Regions from separate parts of the Homo sapiens genome. Here region 1 is linked to region 2. Evidence: chromatin contacts called from ENCODE Hi-C or POLR2A ChIA-PET data. All regions are on one chromosome and are shown on one strand. Each heading gives the region's core, a stretch centred on a gene start or an enhancer-like site at or near the end of the contact. The rest is flanking DNA. Distances are from core to core; before and after follow the strand shown.

Region 1 (3,169 bases), core at 518-3,017, 49 kb before region 2:
GAGGTGAGGCCCTCTGCCAAATGTTCACTGGAGTTATCGGGGGCTTAGAGTTGGTCTTTTCAAACTTTAGTGCAGTTAAGAATCACCTGGAAGTCCTGTTACAATGCAGATGCTAATTTAGCGGGTCTGAAGTGGGGCCTGTGATTCTGCATGCCTAACAAGCTCCCAGGGGGTGCCAATGCCACTGGTCCAAGAACCACATTTTGAATAGCCTGTTTTTAAAAACACCCTTAGAGCCTAAATTAATTGTTCTGGGGTGGGGCTCAGAAATTGAGGATATAATAATATTATTAATAAAATTCCCAAAATGATCACATGAATGTAAAATTCACAAAGCCTCCTTATTCCTAAATATATTAAAAGACGACAGGCAGCTACACTAGACCAGAAAGAAAAGAAAGAAAGAATACACAAGGAGCTCATTAAGATCTCCGGGACAGAAGAAAGAAAGAAAGAAAGAAAGAGGGGGGTGGGGGGGAGGGAGGGAGGGAGGAAGGAAGGAAAGAAAGAAAGAGAAAGAAAGAAAGAAAGAAAGAAAGAAAGAAAGAAAGAAAGAAAGAAAGAAAGAAAGAAAGAGAGAGAGAGAGAGAAGGAGAGAAAGGAAGGAAGGAAGGAGAGAAAGAAAGAAAAGGAGAAAAGGAGAGAAAGGAAGGAAAGAGAGAAAGAAAGGAAGGAAAGAAGGAAGGAGAGAAAGAAAAGAAAGAGAGAAAGAAAAGGAGAGAAGAAGAGAAAGGAAGGAAGGAGAGAAAGGAAGGAGAGAAAGAAAGGGAAGGAAGGAAGGAGAGAAAGAAAAGAAAAGAAAGAAAGGAAAGAAAAGAAAAGAAAGAAAGGCTTAGGTTTTAACTGTTTTTACCATCAGAGTCTATGGTTGTTATAAAATAGTCAAATATTGCAATCTATTCATAATTCTATTGTATTTTAAATTTGCGCTTCTGTTCCCGAAATAAGCTTCACCACTTGCAGCTTAAGCCACAGAAATGCGAACTCAGAAGGGACCGGGAGAGGAGAGAATGTTCTTTCAGCGTTAGAAATTTATCTTGTAAATAGAAGCTGGCAGTGGCCACATGGATTTTTTTTTTTTTTTCAGAGCTAGGGCAGGCAGTTAGTAGACCTCAGTTACAGCGTCAGCTCTGCCACTAACTAGCTAGTTAGACCCAGAGCTGCTCTGAGCCTTAATTTTTTATCCGTTGAAGGAGAGCCTTTGAAAGAAGATAACAGCAATCCAGGCCCCTGACATCCTTTGATTCTTTGATTAAGTCACCAACGTCAAACATGGAAAAACTTGAATGAGCAACTCGCTCAGGATTTCCTGGAAGGCACCCTGACTTGGAGAGTGGTATTATGCAAGTCCCGCAGTACACACGGCACGTCCCGCCCGGGCGGTCCTGCGCAGTCCTCAGCCTCGACCGCCCCCTGCCGGTCCTCCCCGGGACTGACGCCGCCACCCGCCCCCGGGCCGAGCGCGTCTCCGGGGAAACACAGACGCACTCTCAGCTCCCCTGGACCTACGCCGTCGTCCCCCCACCGTCCTTCCACGGGGGCGCAGGAAGGAGTGGGACGGAGCATCGGTGCCTTTTTCATTAGAATAGACACAAAGCCCAATTAATAAAGACCCAGAGAAGAGGAAGGGAAGAACAAGACCCAGGGGTTAGAAGAGAGAAGAACAAGAGCGGATTCTCAGCCATGGGACCGCAGCTTGTGAAAGGGGAGCTTTGTTTATTTATTGTCTAATCTCCTTGCTGCCCTGAGCTCGTGCAGCACGTTCCTTATCGGAATCTTGGGAGCTTGGGAATTTCCACAACAGAATATGTCGAATAGCTTATATTGCTAGCATAATAGAGTACATTTTGACCAGAAAGCTTTTATCCCTTTTCATGTGGTAGTGATTGTTCGGTGCTTCTCTATAGAAAAGTTAAACCATCCTCAATACGGTGAATATTATCTTTCCATTCTTTCACCCAAGGCATAAGAAATTACTATAATTTACCATGGCATAAAGGTAATAAAAGTGGGTAGAAGTCATCTTTCCAACACCTAAACACCTATCTGGAAAAGCTTTTGACCACCAACAGTACTCATTATTTCTGTCTTTGTACCTAATTGATTTAGTCAGAGTATCTGTGGCCATTTAAATACTATGTGATTCTGGTGATAATGGATTGATGGGGCATGTTTCCATTTCACTCACAAATGCTTTCAAATATACTTCTGCCTTATAGCGTATGCAATTATACTTTCTGTTCAGAATCTGTGAAGTTAATGATTCTTCACATTTCCTGGAAAACTTTTATGTTTTTGTTCAGATGAATGAGTAGTTATTTTCTCTAAGTATAAATTTCAGAGCTGTTGCATTTCTACAGCTAAAGCCCATGTAAAACATAGCCAATGAATGGGCATTCATCTGTGTTTCATGGCACATCAAAATGTATTTTAAATGCCTTTTCCTATGGCCACCTCCAGTCTTTTTTGCCTTAATTATGGCATCAAGGTGACTATTAGGAGTTTGCAGTAGCCAGTGATGTGGGGGTAAGGCAGGAGCAATATTCAGGACATGTGTCTGGTCATTAAGAAGTACCCAAATTTCTAGAGACTCAGAGAAGAATAAGAGGAAAATTCCACCACCTCCCTTCTCCTGCCTGCCTTCTCTCTCCCACAGTGACAGCACTGACCTATCAGACAGGGAAAATGGAAGATGCAGGCCTTATGCATAGTAGTGCCTGTCTCCAACCAGGTCCCAAGTCCACCCATGAGTACATTCTTCAAGTGTGCTCTTCTCACTGCCACACACACAGACCCTGGTTCATCATGGCAGACGTTTAAAAATTTGGAGACTAACTTGGTTCTACTTATTCTTAGGTACAAACTCAGTTCCAATGTCCAGCTTTGAACTAGATGGTGAACCACACTATTAGTTTTTCCTGCATCCTGACTCATTCATTGTCTGAAGGTGGGATTTTTTTAATTAAAATTTTATTTTGAGATTAAAATTATTTTGAGATAATTGTAGATTAACATGTAGTTGTAAAAATAGTACAGAGAGATCTCATGCACCTTATACCCAGTTTTCCCCCCCCACCCACCGTGGTAACATTTCAAAAAACTGTAGAACAATATCACAAAGAGGATATTGACACTGGTAGTCAAGATACAAACATTTCCATCATTGCAT
Region 2 (3,364 bases), core at 706-3,205:
CTCCCAAAGTTCTGAGATTACAGGCATGAGCCACCACACCCAACAGATTCTCTGGTCTTTTAAGAAAATTCTTCACTTTGAAATTCCAAAGAAGCTTTGTGTAGCAATAATACAAGTTTTATAAAGAGTAAATAGGTTCATTTGCCACACTGTTACTCTTAAAGTTTGGCCTGTGTGCTATATTTTGCTCTGTTGCCCAGGCTGCAGTGCAGTGGTGTGATTATGGCTCACTGCAGCCTTAACCTCCCAGACCCAAGTGATCCTCTCACCTCAACCTCTAGAGTAGCTGGGACCACAGGCACATGCCACTGTGCCCGGCTAATTTTTAAAAAACAATTTGTAGAGGTAGAGACGAAGACTTGCTATGTTGCTCAGGCTGGTCTCAAACTCCAGAGTTCAAGTGATCCTCCCACCTCAACATCCCAAAGTGCTAGGATTACAGGTGTGAGCCACTATGCCCCACCAATACTCTAATTCTCTTATTAGAGGAATTTATTAAACAATGATGGAGTTGAACTGTTCTCCTCTCCTTCACATAGTTCAGGAAGGGGAGTAAGAACCTAGGGTACAGTGTCCCCCATGGGAAAGCAGTGCTTACCCTCTTGGATGTAGCTTGGGACCACAGTAACAGAAGTATTTACAGTTTGATTTTTGTAACAGGAGAAATCATATTTTCCTCTAAGTTGAGACACATTCTTCCATCTTCCTACCTTACACCCTCCCCCATTCCTGGCAGCTCTGAAACACTTGCTCAAGCCTTGCTTAATATAGCAAAAGCAGCTAATCTGTTGATCATCTGAGGTCAGAACTAACATTCAGAAAGTTCTCCTAAGGGTTTGGGTCTTCATTCCAAGTCAGTCATCCTACCCAGGAGACCACACCTCACCCACCTTCATGCACTCCACACTCCAATCCCACACACCTTGCTCCCCACTCCCCCCCCACACAAACCCTAAACCCTAAGCAGAATGACATTAAGATAATAATTTGTAATTGCAATACACACAGCAGGCATTCAAAAATGGAAGAAGAAAGGAAAAGCTGCAGAAAAATCTTTAAGTACTCCACAAACTGCACAAGCCACAGACGATTGAATAATCAAGCTGACTTTCCTAGGGAAAATAGCATTGCTATTAAAACAAGCTGAGTCATCAAATATTAGCAGTTATAAACAAACTTCTACATCATCCAGTCTAGTGGTCTGCAAACATACCCTATGGACCAAGTCCAACCTGCTGCCTGTTTTTGTAAATTAACTGTCATCAGGCATAACTCACACCCATTTGTTTACCTGCTATCTGTAAACAGAAGTTTCAGCGAATAGTTCCCTCTTTTAAAAGCAGAGTTGAATAGTTCCTGCAGAGTAGTCTCTGCAGGAATGTTTTGGCCCACAAAGCCAAATACATTTATGATGTGGCCCTTTACAGAGAAAGTCTGCTGCACCTATCTAATTCATCAAACCCATTCAAAGGTAAGGAAACTAAGGCCCAAAGTGGTGAACCTCCAACAGGAGGCAAAGTCAGAATAAGAAGCTCAGGTCTCTCAGTAAACAGCCCTTTGTTCCTTCGGTGCCCGGCTCTACAAATTATTTATTGCTTGAGTATGAAGTTAATCTGAACTTCAGTTTCTTCATGTATAAAATGAGATTACAATGCTGATCCTCTTCCCAGCATTAATGACCATTTTTGGAGAATTCTTAGAGTTCGGGGAAAGCTCAGTTCTTTCTGCCAAGCACCAAGTTAATTAATAGATCCTTGTTATAAAGCAGGGAGGCAAAGGTTCAGAAGTCAAAGGGACAGATATCAATCAGAAGCTTTCTGAACAAAGCACCTTTCTTTTCTATTCAAGATAAAATCAAATAATAAATATTCAGATATTGCCTGGACTGGTTCCTTGTCCCTCTGCTAATGAGTTTTCCTTCTTTGAATCTCTCCAAGTGGAACTGGAGACATCGCGTACTTCCACCCTTGCAGGCTCAGACGAAAGAAAAAAGAGCAAGATTTATGACACAACCTACTCCTTTTGTGAGGCAACTTATCCTTGTCTGCTGTTACATTGAAGGAAACTGACAGTGATGATTTGCAGGAGACTTTTGGTTATAACTTCTCCTTTCTTCTGTGGGGCACTCGAGGTAGGATTCCTCTATAATATTAGGAAGTCATAAAAATGCAAAAGTCCTATCAGGCACAGAGCAAGATTTAAAATCTGAAGAATACCATGTGCTTCCATCTCCTGCAGTTGTTTTGAAGTACATAAATCACCTCTTGGGAACGGAGTGCCAACCTTGAGGGGCTATGCCTCACAGACAGCCAACAAGCAAGTCCACCTTTGCCCACATTCGGGGTTATTGCATGGCAAACAGTGAAGGGGCTTCCAGGGTTTTCTGGCACACTGGCCTTAAAGGCTGTTGTAAGGTTCACATGAGATCATTCACAAGGAAGCATTATGCAAATTACAAATTAGAATGCCCTACTTTGGCTTTGATTTTAAATCTCTCAATGTGGCTTAGTTTAATAATAATGATAATAGCTAACCTTTAAGCACTTATTATTTGACAAGCATACAAACAGCTGCATACATTGTCTAATGTAACCGTAATGAATACTCTATGACTTGCACATGATATTATCATTTAAATCAAACAGAGAAAAAAAAATGTAAGACTTAGAGAGGTTACACAACTTGACCAGGCCACACAGCTAGTAAGTGAAATTCTCTCTGTAATCACCAATAAATGCCTTGGAAACTATGGTATAATCTGAAATAATTTAATACAAATCCATTTATAGAATAAAAGGCCTAGGAGCTTTTTTCTTTCATTCTTTCCTCTCGCAAATATGCATTTAGCTTCCTGCCATATTTGAAATCTGTATTTTCTATATCAGTTTCTAAAAAATTCTCTTTTTTAAAGAAACATTTGTTCACATATTATTGACATGGCCTCTCATGTTGGTTTGTCTGTGAAATATCTGTTTAAAGAAAAAGATGAAAAAAACTAGACTGAAATTAAATTTTTTTAAAAGCCTATGAAAAGAAAATACTCTCTGGGTTTAAAATTTCCTGTTACACTTAGTCGTTTTCACATTATGCGGATTTGGAAGATCAAATATCCAATCCCCTGATCTAGTCATGGTGTTGTCAGACAGCACTAAATGGAGAAAATAATTTTTGCCAACTCATGCGTAAATTAAGCAGGTGGCAAATTCTGTTTTGAGGCTGATGAAGTGGTCAGATGTCTGTGCCCTTGGGTTAAGTAAAAAAATACTAAACTAATGTAATTCTGATCTGACTGGTCTCTTGCTTGAACTGTAGAGCAAAGATGTGAACAATAGCAACTCAGTTACAAAGGTCAATCAGAAAACAC

The links. Hi-C counts contacts between places; a loop is a spot of excess contacts on that map. ChIA-PET counts read pairs that join two places held with the same protein, here RNA polymerase II (POLR2A). Pooled maps may share reads with other maps.
Region 1: a loop to region 2 is called in a map of Caco-2, with 6 times the contacts of the local background. The contact joins two enhancer-like sites. A Hi-C loop is called at or near these places in 11 of 168 maps with a recorded cell type or tissue (Caco-2, Calu3, GM12878 and 7 more) and 1 of 50 pooled maps. POLR2A ChIA-PET finds 5 or more read pairs at or near these places in 2 of 52 experiments (Panc1 and WTC11).

What each region holds. Positions count from the first base shown.
Region 1 is chr18:3,769,754-3,772,922 of GRCh38, reverse strand. The region is part of intron 5 of DLGAP1 (DLG associated protein 1); the gene reads left to right. Among named protein-coding and RNA genes, the nearest start is that of DLGAP1-AS3, 110 kb to the left of the region's middle. RefSeq lists a silencer at 1,297-1,516. Within about 2 kb of position 1,767, at least 16 of the 41 ENCODE cell types and tissues checked have a DNase peak (open chromatin) inside an H3K27ac peak, as active enhancers do.
Region 2 is chr18:3,721,143-3,724,506 of GRCh38, reverse strand. The region is part of intron 7 of DLGAP1 (DLG associated protein 1); the gene reads left to right. Among named protein-coding and RNA genes, the nearest start is that of DLGAP1-AS6, 70 kb to the right of the region's middle. Within about 2 kb of position 1,955, at least 3 of the 41 ENCODE cell types and tissues checked have a DNase peak (open chromatin) inside an H3K27ac peak, as active enhancers do.